Regions from separate parts of the Homo sapiens genome. Here region 1 is linked to region 2. The links are chromatin loops, found by intact Hi-C in ENCODE. Cell type or tissue: mammary epithelial cell. All regions are shown on one strand. Links, peaks and the distances in the headings refer to the core of each region. The heading gives the core; the rest is flanking DNA.

What was found. Peaks named below come from ENCODE experiments on the same cell type or tissue, not always from the same donor. Only the 100,000 strongest peaks of a DNase experiment are listed, where the experiment ranks them.
Region 1: a loop joins it to region 2, with 2.5 times the contacts of the local background. A loop is called at or near these places in 1 of 110 quality-filtered maps.

Annotation. Positions count from the first base shown.
Region 1 is chr5:38,344,098-38,349,832 of GRCh38, reverse strand. The region is part of intron 3 of EGFLAM (EGF like, fibronectin type III and laminin G domains); the gene reads right to left. Among named protein-coding and RNA genes, the nearest start is that of EGFLAM-AS4, 56 kb to the right of the region's middle. In mammary epithelial cell, for the core only: no CTCF peak of the experiment used is centred there; DNase peaks (open chromatin) are centred at 2,312 and 2,642; H3K27ac peaks cover 714 bases.
Region 2 is chr5:38,262,767-38,268,867 of GRCh38, reverse strand. The region is part of intron 1 of EGFLAM (EGF like, fibronectin type III and laminin G domains); the gene reads right to left. Among named protein-coding and RNA genes, the nearest start is that of EGFLAM, 7.3 kb to the right of the region's middle. In mammary epithelial cell, for the core only: a CTCF peak has its summit at 3,114 (motif pointing left); no DNase peak of the experiment used is centred there.

The DNA.
Region 1 (5,735 bases), core at 423-5,422, 81 kb before region 2:
CACCAGGAAGACTTTCTTAAAAGTGTGTGTGTGTGTGTGTGTGTGTGTGTGTGTGTGTGCGTGTGTACTTCCCCTGCACAAAGGGCCCTGAGCAGGAAGCCCCAGCGGAAGAGGGCTTTCTCCACCTTGAGCTTTGGCAAAAGTGGTGTGTCCCCAAAGCTACAGCACTAAATAGTAATTGGGAGCCTGGGTCTGATCGGTGGGAAGCAGCAGCCCATTGTAGTGGAAAGGGCACTGGCATTGTAGTCAACCAGCCCTGGGCTTGAATCCTGATTCTGCCACTTATTGTTAGCTGTGTCGCTGATATTAAATTCATTAAGCCTCAGTTTCTTCCTCTGTAAAACAGGCATGACATATAACCATCTTGCATGATTGTAACATTTGAGATACTGTGTGTAAAGCAGCCAGTATGGAAGATGTGCTCAGGAAATGAGTGGTCATGATATTGTCTTGGGCATGTGGGAACCTTCCTCTTCTCTGCTTACCTAGGCTCCCTGACTACTCCAAAGGCCAAGCCCTCCCTTTGACACCTTCCCTGACCATGCAGGTCTGGTGATCTTACCCTAATGAAAATTGTGCCACTACTTTAACACATTTACATTGTATTTATTAAAAACTGTTACTATTTCTCTTATGGGATTATAAGCAACTTGAAAGCAGGGACCATGTCTTATACTTTCTTCACAAGCTCTTTTGCAGATGTTTGAACGTCCATTGTTTCTAAGAAGAATTAAGGGCATCCCTACAATTTTTTAAAGCATTCAACAAATAATTAATGAATACTTAATACAGTAGTTCTCAAACCCTGATTACACATTAGAATCACTCGGTGATCTAAACGACTGAGGCCCGAACTCCACTCCAGACCACTTAAATCAGAATCTACAGGGGACAGAACCAGGAGTCTATTTGTTTAAAGCCCTCCAGGTGATTCTAATGTGCAGCCAGGTTTGTGAACTGCTGTTCCAGAGCTTGGCTCATCTCTCAGGCCCTGAACTGCCCCATCTGTTCCCCCTCCTCTCATTGTCCTGATCCCCCTAGATCCAGTATCTACCAGATCCTTCTGTATTTACTATGCTCAAGACTCACACACCTTAAAAACAGTAATTCCCTACCATACCTGCACCCCTAGCTCCTCTCCTTAGAGGCAACCTCCTTGAAGTTCTCTTTGCTGCCTCACCTCCTATTTACTCCTGAACTTACGCCCACCTGGCCACTCTCACTACAAACCTATTGAGATGTTCTTACCAAGGCACCGTAACAACTTTGTAATGAATCCAGTGAGTGCATCTCAGTCTTTAATGACTCTCTGCAGCTTTCAATACCATTGTCCACCCTTGCTTCTTCAATCTCTTGGCTCCGTTGAAAATCATGACTCTGCTCTTCCATGGTCACCTTCTACTTCTCGTGTTCCTCCTTTCCAATACCCTCCATCCACCCCCCTTTCTCTGCTACGTCTAAGGATTGGTCTTTCCCAGGATTTCGCCCTGTCACCATCTTCTCTTCTCCCTCGTAGTCTTGCTTGGGTAAACTCATCTCCCACTCCCTTAGCTTCTGGCACCACCTTCAGGGTGACACCTCGTGACTCTGCACCTCTAGCTCTGGCCTGCCTCCTGGTCTCCAGGCATGGATTTGTGAGGGCCTCTTGAACATCTACCCAGTGACTACCAAGCACCCCAAGTGTAACATAACCAAAGCTCAATGAATCATTCCTCCTCCTACTGCCAAAACCAAACCAAAACATAGCTTCACTGCTTGCCTTCTCTCTCTCTCTCTCTCTCTCATTACCCAAGGCCAGAATTCTTGATGCTTTCCTCTATGAGTTCACTCTACACCCCTCACCACCATCTCATCAGTTACCTATGCAGCAGATTCCACCTCTTTCATATCACTTGAATGTGTTTCTGTCATTTCATCCTTACAGCCCTTGAAGACCAAGTCCTCATAAATATGACAATGGGCTCTGATTCCCCTGCCACCAATGCTGCACTGCCTGTACCTCCAGTCTGGACTCCACAGTGCTATACTACTTATCTTTCTAAATATGCAATCTGATCACGTACTTCACACTTTAAAACCCCTTAGAAGAGCGTGTTTTTGTCCCCCTGTTTATCCTTCCAGCATCATCCCGTACCGTGTCCCCTCCTTACATTCTACATTCCAGTCATACTTAAGAACTTGGCAGGGCTCAAATTTATGCCATTCAATGCCTCTGGGCCTTTGAACCTGCTGCTCCCTCTACATGAAATGTCCTTCTCCCTACTCCTGCCTGGCTCACCCCTACTCATTCTTCATGACTCAGATCAGCTGAGACGTTACCTCATTTCTCTGGCCCCGCCCCAGTCTGGTTAGGTGCCCCTCCTCTAGGCTGCCCTGGTGTCCTTGGTGCACCCCAATCTGAGCAATGCTCACCTTGTATTTTAATTATCAGTTGATTTGTCACCTTGTCCCCACCCACTTGAAGCCAGTAAGCAAGTTCTTATTCCCCTGGCATCCCAAAGCTTAGCATAGTATTACCAGACATCTAGCAAATGCTCAAGCAATGCTTCTTGATGAATGAATAAATGAACTAATGAATGATTAAAGAAAGAAATCAAGCCAAGATGTCTCATGTAAACAGATGACCTCATCAAGAAGCCAGCCGATACTACTGAGCCCTGCATCTTGACTCACAGCATCAGTACTCCTGCCCCAGGCCTTGGATTAGCACCTCCAGGGACAGGACTGACTCTCCTGCCCACCTCCCTCCAGCCACCCCACCATGCCTTTCAGACCTGTTCCCTCATCCCATTTCCACCTTGGTGCCCAAGTTACGGCCCCTTTGACTCTTTGCCTGGGTCTTCAGTCTGCCCCTCCCTCCCACCCACCTCCACTCCACCCTACATGTGGCTTCACAAGGGGCCTTTGCTGCACATGTGGACCTGCCTTCAGATCCCCTCTCCAGCTCTACTTCCTCACATCTGTGCTCCTGAGCTTCACCTTCTGTCTCCAGGTTTCACGTCAAGTTTGGTGGTTAAGAGACTGGAGGCAACAGGTGGATCCAACCCTCTGTTCTCACTCCTCTCCCGACTAACACTCCAGGCTTTCCTCAAGGAAGCAGAAACACTTTCAAACCAACACAGCACTCTCCCAGTTTTGCTTTAGGATCCTTTACTCCTGGGAAGTCATGATGCTGGATGAAGTATAGGTGGTGATATGGATTCAGACAGTATTGTAGATATCACTTAATACCAAACACAGCTACCATTAATTACCAGTGATGGGTGTTTCCTCTGTTTCATGAACAAAGGGAAAGAAGGCTATGTATAGCTTTATTTAATTCTTCCTTCAGTTCCGTGAGGTAGGTATCACTCTTATTTTCATTTACAGAGGAGAAAACCTAAGCCCTGAAAAGTTCACAATTTGCTCAAGATTTAGTCAGTGGCAAAATAGGGATTTGAGCCTTTCTCCGTTTGACACCAATGCCCAAGTTCTAATTGGCCAGTACATGTACAAAAAATATTAAATAATGTTTAAATCAACAACAAACAATATTTACCATAATCACTGGAAACTAGATTATTATTACTTTACGACCATGGAAGTTAACGTATTAGAAATTTAAATGTTACCACTGAAAACCAAGCAAAATCGTATTTGTAGTTCCATATATAGATCAAAAAATTCTGGAACTCTTTACTGGATATGGAAGATTAGTGCTACCTTCAGCTTGGGTGCATTCTGAGGGGTAGAGGGTGACCTTCCCTGAAGCTGGCTGTTTCCCGTCTGTCTCTTTTCCTGCACTGACACTCCGGAAAGTGGCATAATGGTAAAAATCAAGGGGGCTGAGTGGTCAGGGCCACAGAAACGTGTTGAATTCAGTGATTTCACCTTCACTTCCTCCCCTGACATCTCTCCTCTCAAATGGAATCCTCAATGTATTGTAACTTGTGATAACCCTTGCAATTTGTAGTAAAATACCACACAGCATAAATCTTTGTATTTCTGTCCTTAAAGGTCTTACCATCACCACTTCAGCCTGGCATCAAACTAGGGCAGATGCTGAACATGCTCTTTTCAAAGTAGAGAAACAGTCTTTTGCTTTGTTTTGTTGCCTTGTGGAAGTCTGAAGACAAGTCAAGATGTTTATCTCTCCTGCACTTCATTTCTACACAAGTTAGTGAGAAACAGAGTCGTGGGAATTGCTTTCTTGGAGTAGAGGCCAGAGTGACCTCAACAGTCTCCCCTAGGCCCTTCCTCCACCATTTTTTGGGTGAAGCTGAGTGCTTTGCTGCAAAATACCCCCTACTTGGTGTTTGCCTGGTTCTTTCTGGAATGTAAAACCCCTTTGTCTGCTCAACACCGCTGGTGGCTTTATGCGAGCAGTGAATTCACATCTATAGAAGAGAAAATCAAGGCTGGTCACTGAGCCCGGTGAGAAAGCTCAGGCGACTTTCAGGACTCTTGCCTTCTTCACAGATTGCCAGAACAATAAACTTTCATCTTACAATTGGTATCATCATTATAGTTTTCATTTATATAGCATTTTGGAATTTATAAAATCTCTGTACGCCATCATTTCCTTTAATCTTCACAACAACTCTAAGAGGTCAGTCCTATTATCTCCATTTTACAGACAATGAGACTGGATTCAGAGAGTTTCTGTAACTGCCCTTGTGGGCAACAGTTGGTCTGATTTCCCTCATGAAACACACCATGACTTTATACGGTTCTAATTATCTGACTCGTAGACACAGCATCACTAACTAGTTCTGAAATGAGCACCTGGTTTTTCAGATGTTCAACTGCCTTTTCCATTCCCTCCATTCACAGTCTGTCACCTGGATGACTCGTCTCTCAGTATCCATTCTCTCCTTTCTCATAATAGAATCCCCATATTTCAGTTGGGCCACTCAAAGACTACATTCTCAGCCTCCTTTCCAAGTGTGGTCCTATGGCTAGATTCTGTCCAATAGGTTGTGAGTGAGAATGCTGAGGCCAACTTTTGAGATATCCCTTAAAAGGAAGGAGTGTGTTTCCTTTCCTCTTTTCCTCATCTATTGGCTAGAGTGTGGATGTGGCAGCTTAAGCCATTCTGGACCATGGGCAGGAGGACACAAGGGGTTGGCAGAACAATGGGTTGGAAGGAGCCTGGCCCTCTGATCAAGTGAAGCCAACAGAAGGTGACATCCAGACAGTTCCATGGGAGGAATGTAAATGCACATCTCATTAGAAACACTGTTAATTTGAGTTTCTGGCCTGTTAGACTTATATCTATCAAATACATGACACAATATACAAAAGCAACCTGGGTTACCATGTAAGAAGAGCCCAAGAAAAGATGAGACTCTTCTTTTTTTTTTTTTTTTTGAAACAGAGTTTCACTCTTGTTGCCCAGGCTGGAGTGCAATGATGCGATCCCAGCTCACTGCAACTGCCTCCCAGGTTCAAGTGATTCTCTTGCCTCAGCCTCCTGAGTAGCTGGGATTACAAGCGTGCACCACCATGCCTGGCTAATTTTTGTATTTTTAGTAGAGATGGGGTTTCACCACATTGGCCAGGCTGGTCTCAAACTCCTGACCTCAGGTGATCTGCCCACCTCAGCCTCCCAAAGTGCTGGGATTACAGGCGTGGGCCACCGTGCCCAGCAAGACTATTCTTTACTGCATACTTTTCACTCTGCATTGACAAAATCATGTTGAATTGTTCCGAACTGAAGTCTCTGACTCTGATTTCAGACCTTGCCTTTACCTCCT
Region 2 (6,101 bases), core at 458-5,457:
AAAATGTAGGAAATATATATAGTAACATATAGCACATATGCACTTACCCATATACATATTTTTGAACCTTACTGCAAACTGGCCTAAATCAATTTGACTGTTTAGTTTTTAGATTCCTTTTTAAAATTGTGGTGGCCTCCAGCAAGTAAAAGTAGATGGTAACTATTTGCTTTTCAACCAGGTTGTACACTACAACAAAAGCAAATTCCAAGTCAAATTCTGCCACGTATAAAATATCCATGGGAAAGAAGCCACGAAAATTATCATACAACCTGCTGCTGTAAATTTGGTGATGTTTCCTCTTGTCATTTCAGGAACTCCAAAGCACTGCATCAGAGACAATCTACCACATCTAGTTATTTTTCTTCCTGTGCACACTACTGAACGACATTTCCCAGAAACCGTATAGTTGGGTTAGGGCAACATGACCATATTCTGATTTGGCACAGAAAAATCTCTCACAAGACTTCTTTTTCTTTACCTCCCACCCTGGAGGTCCATTTTAAAGATGGTGGTATTATAAGATGGTGGGATTAAAGACAGAATGACTTGAGTCTTCAAGTCACCCTTTGGAGGAAGACAGCTGAGGTGGGCTTCCTAGAAAGGAACATCCACTTTGGACTTAGACTAAGTCCAAAAAATAAATTTTGTGTCAAGCCACCCAGATTTGGATTTATTACAATAGGTAATGCTAATTACCCTAATTAATACAAGCAACTGCTTGTATCTGCTGAGAGAGATACATCAATATTCTAATGGAAAAATCAACAAACCATCTTGCCGGGTGGGGCCAGGCAAATGAGTCTACTGTTGTGTGAGGGAAACACAGAAATGAATGGAGCTCTAGCTGTATTCAGCCACTCGAAAGTAGCTTGATTTCTGGAGTTGCTGGATTCTTACTCTTTGTCCACGTAAAAATAGAGGGACATGAATAATCTTTCTAGTTAATCACATATTTTCACCAATAAAAACATTGCATCTAACATCATTTATGCTAATTAATGAACCCTCTAGCGTGAATATCTGATAACATCATTCTAAGTATATTTGCTGCCACTTGGAACGTCATAGTAAAGTTCTTCAAATAATCACTAATCAGTCTGGATTCCTGCCTAAGACAGAGGTGAAGTTCCAAATATCTAACCACTGGCATGGCACAATCACCAAGAGATGAAAATAGCTGTAAATTCTTATGCCAGAGCGGTGCCTTCTAGCCTGGATTACTTCAAGTGTTAACTAAGCTCCCCCAGGGTAGAGATTAAAGTAATTCGTAGAGTCACTGTTTATATTGAAGTACTTAAAAAATAAATTACAGACAATATAACAGGTGCCTAATTCACAGCCATCACCCATTTTTTTATTTATCTGCTCACTCAAGAATTACAAGCAAAGGATCATGGGATCTATTCCTAACTGAAAGATTAGATCAATCAAATTAGCCATCTGTCTGTGGAAGGCTTTAAACTCAGGTTGTATTTAAGTATTATGTTTCCAAGTGCCCAGATGTTACAGAAAAGTGCCTGCTGATACAACTCGTTTTGCACAATGTAAGCCACTAAATGGCTAATATAAACTTATTGCAGCAAGAAAAATAAATAGCATTAACATTGCATTAAATCTGATTTGGGATTTTGGGTGCCCTGTCAGCAAACACAAGTGTTAAAATTTAAATTGCTCAAGACTTGCAGAGTCAGACAAGAAAGAATTGTCAAGTGTCTTTAGATAAGGGGGATACTGGAAATGAGATCAAAGCACTGGGATGTATATCCTTGCTCGGTGTGGTTGGTGAAAGTAATAATAATTACTATGACTATTGTTAGATCATATCCTCTCCTTAGGTAGCACTTCAGCTCTTTCAAAGCACTAGCCTGCTTTGGATAAGTGGGGGCTCTTTCCAGCTGAGGAAACATCAATAGGAAATGGACTGAGTGAGCCCGGTCTATTTTTCCATGTCCCTAGCAGTGATTCCTGATTTACTCCAATCAACTTATCAGTGAGCAAAACCTGGACCATTTCTGAGCTCTCTGGCTTTATGGAGACTTTCACTGACTCCCAGTAACATATCAGTTTGGATAATTCTGTTTTAGGAACAGCTGCTGCCCTACCACATCCTGCAAAACTTCCCCCAAGACAATTACCAGGCAAAAATCATCCTCATTTTCCAAACCAAAAATCAAGGCATGTGGTTGACCAGGGAGTCTTTCTAATTTGTTAATTCATTTGTCTGAAAAATGTTACAATTCAATACAAGTTACATCACATGTAACCATACCTTAATACCTATAGAAAAGAATAAAAGTACATAAAATCATAAATGTCTATGTTTATTACTTCTGATGCCTGGAAATATAGAAATTCTTTCAGGTTTTTCTTCCTTGTCCAGATTAAACAATCCCAATTTCTTAAATATTGCCTTCACATGTCAGTCTTTAATCCTTTTTAATGCCCTGCTACATGCATTACTGTATTGGATCTTCCCTGGAACATTTTATGGTAGGGTCTTTCTTTATCCTATTTTTACAGATCAGTAAACTGAGGATTATGGAGCATATATAACTGACCCACTGTCACCATGTAGCTGTAAAGTGTCAGAACTTGAACCCCAATGTGTGGAATATCAAAATATGTGCTCTTACCCAAGCCTTCCTGCTCCACCAGGAGAAACCAGCCTTGAAGGCTGAAAGAATAAGCTTGGGATTGGGGGTGAGGGAGGTAAGGGGGGAAAATGTTGGTTATATAGAGAACAGCGTGGCTTTTTGTTAACGCCATTGCAAGGTTTCCCTCTTTCACCGGTCAGCTTAGAGTCTAAGGACAGGGTTGTTCTGGTTAAATACAGATGCCCAGAGCAACATGTTGTCGTCAGCAGTCACAGCTGGGCGTGGAGGTATGAAGCAGTGAAGATCAGCATAACACAGAGTACCTGGGTCGAGGTACCAGGGAGAGGGAGGCAGTGGGAGAGTCCAAACTCTCTTTTGGCATGTCTCAAAGTGTGCATCAAGTCATCTGAGGTTCTTGTTTAAAAAGGCAGGTGCCTGGATTGCACTCTAAAAATTCAGATCCACTTAGTGCAGGAATTACTGCTGAGGGCGGAGACCCGCGCAGAGCCAGCTCTGGAATGTGCGCCCTCTGCTGGCAGAAATTTTATTTGACTCATCTAAGCCACTGCATGAGAACCCATGAGGGGTTCTGCAAGGAAGCAAAAGTACCCCCGCTCATTTCAGGAGGCTGAAGCTACACCCTGGGGTCCTTCCTCGAAGGCGAGGTCCACAATCAGTGAAATCAAAGATGAGTTTGGGGGATTTCCTCTAAAGGCTGCCATATCTCCTCACCTTTTCCCTTTTTCGATAACTGAAATAGCAGGTGCATCTCTAAGATGTGCAGCTTGACATGCAAAAACAAAGGCAAGGCACACGGGCCTTGAGCAACTCAAAAGATTTTCTGCTGCAATCAAGACATCACATCATTCAGTCAGCTGGGAAACACTACAGTCCGGCCTGCCAGGGTGTGAGGCAGGAGAACACGAGGTAGCCACAGGATAGCCCTGGGCAAGCTGGAGTCCCACCTCAGCCTCGGATGCTGAGTCTCAGTCTTCCAGAAATCTAGCCAAAATTACTAGACCACTTTTGGGCTGTAGTAAGCCATAAACAGATGGACTACTATTCCCCAAAGAATGCTAAGGTTATTAAAGCCCTCGGCTCTGGGTAAGAAGAACAAAAAGCACCACTCAGCTCCTTTCTGGCCAAGCCACTCTTCCCTGAGAAAGAATTCGGAAAAACAAGTCTTGCCTCACATTAAACTACACTTACTCCTGACCTTGACTCCTCTGTCTCTTTACCTCTCACAGAGAATTAATGGAAAGAGTGAGACTAACAAAGAGAGATGGAGTCAAAGAGAGAAGTGCTTCCTTATGAAGATTAGATAAGATGTTGAAACCAATAGGAGGGGAAGCACAGTGATGGAGTGAAGAATCAGAGGAAAACATTTCTGTCTGCCTGAATTGCGTGGGGCGCTAGGAGTTGGGTGCTGGGGATGAGTGTGCTAGGTCCCTAGCACCTAGCTTCTAGTGCCCCACGGCTTTTGTGAGCTAAAGATTTCCCTGATAAATGAGACAGCCTGAATCAGCACTGGGATATGGAGTACAGTGGACTGGAAAGGGGACAGGAAGGAACATACAGATGAGAGATCTCCCCCAATTGCCATGCTTTGGGAAGAGGGCTTGGATGAGAGCTATAAGTGAGGAACTAACCAGTCTCTTGTGAATTCCAGGTAGATCAAGGTGGCACTGGGGAAGTAGACCAGGATGACCCCTGATCCCTGGCCACTGCCCCTTAGCCATTCAGCCTCACACTAGCAGCAGCAGAATGCCTCTAGAGGTGCATGTATCTCTACCAGCAACCAACAAGATGTATTGCCCACAAGCTAACCCTTCTCTTCCAGCCTTTTGTTTTTGCTTCCTGACTTTCCTTACATCTTTATTTTAGTTTGATTATACCACTAGAGAAATACTGACAAAGTGGAAAGAAAAAGATGAGAGAGCTGCATCGTGCTAAGGATGATTATGGACACCCAGATACTCCAGGGAAAACCTTGAACTCTGAACGCTGACTTGACCTTCTTCGACTGACCCTGGGACCTCAGGCAAACTGGACAGGCAGGAGGAAAGGCAGGACCCATGTGCAGTTCTCCAGCCCCCCTAGTGCCAGAGAGTTAATAAATGTCAGGAGACTTGTCTAAATAAACAAAGAGCAACCCCAGGCTCTAAGCCTGGGAGCACCGGTCTTTAACCCCAGGAATCCTTCCCAGACATGCCACGGCTGTCAGCCCTAAGTCTGACTTCACTGACAGAACCTTGTAGAGAGACAAACGATCTATACCCTATCTACTGCATAGGAATGAGGAGGTCTTAATGGCACAGCCACTGTAGCTTGAGAGCTACAGCAAGCCTTCCAAGCTGGAGATCCCTTTGCCTCTGATGTACCACCTCCCACCACCAAGCATAAGAGTGCTTAGAAAATAAAGCCAAGATATCCATACAAAAGCAAATAAACCTTGACTTATATCTCACACCTCATACAAAATTAACTCAAAATGAATTATAGACCTAAATGTAAAACCTAAAAAACTTCTGCAATAAAACATAGGGAAACATCTTTGCAGCCACGGGTTAAGCTTTCAAAAAAACAGCACGAGCCATTTAAGAAAATGATAAATTAGACTTTATCAAAATGTAAATCTTCTACATTTTGAAAGACACCATTAAGAAAATAAAAAGACAAGCCACATACTAGAAGCCGAGATTTACAAAACACAGATCTCATAAAGGACTTGCATCCAGAACATACAAAAAACACTCAAAATTCAATCATAAGAAAATAAACATCCCAATGTTTTTTGTTTCTTTTTTTTGAGACAGAGTCTTCCTCTGTCACCCAGGGTGGAGTGCAGTGGTGCGATCTTGGCTCATGGTAACCTCCCTCTCTGAGGGTAAAGTGATTCTCGTGCCTCAGCCTCCCAAGTAGCTGAGACTACAGGCACGCGCCACCAAGCCCGGCTAATTTTTGTATTTTTTGTAGAGCTGGGGTTTTGCCATGTTGGCCAGGCTGGTCTCAAACGCCTGGCTTCAAGTGATCTGCCCACCTTGGCCTTCCAAAGTGCTGGGATTACAGGCATGGGCCACCATGCCCGGCAAACATCCCAAGTTTTAAAAATCAGCCAAACATTTAAACAAAGATTTCACCAAAGAAAAGATGGCAAATAAATAAATTTTTTAAATGTTCAATATAATTAGTCATTAGAGAAATGCAAACTAAAACTGTGATGACATACTATTACATGCTTATTAGAATAGAATCACTAAAACAAAACCAAAAAAAAACTCTACCAAGTGTTGTAGAGGATTAGGAGCAGCTAGAACATTCGTACATTGTATGAATGTAAGATGGTACAGCCACTTTGGAAAACAGTTTGGTGATTTCTTATCCAGCTCAACATATACCTGCCATGTGATGCAGTGATCCCACTCCTTCTGTTTATCAAGAGAAATGGAAACATATATCTTCCAAAGACTTCTACGTGCACGTGTCTAGGAACTTTATTCATAA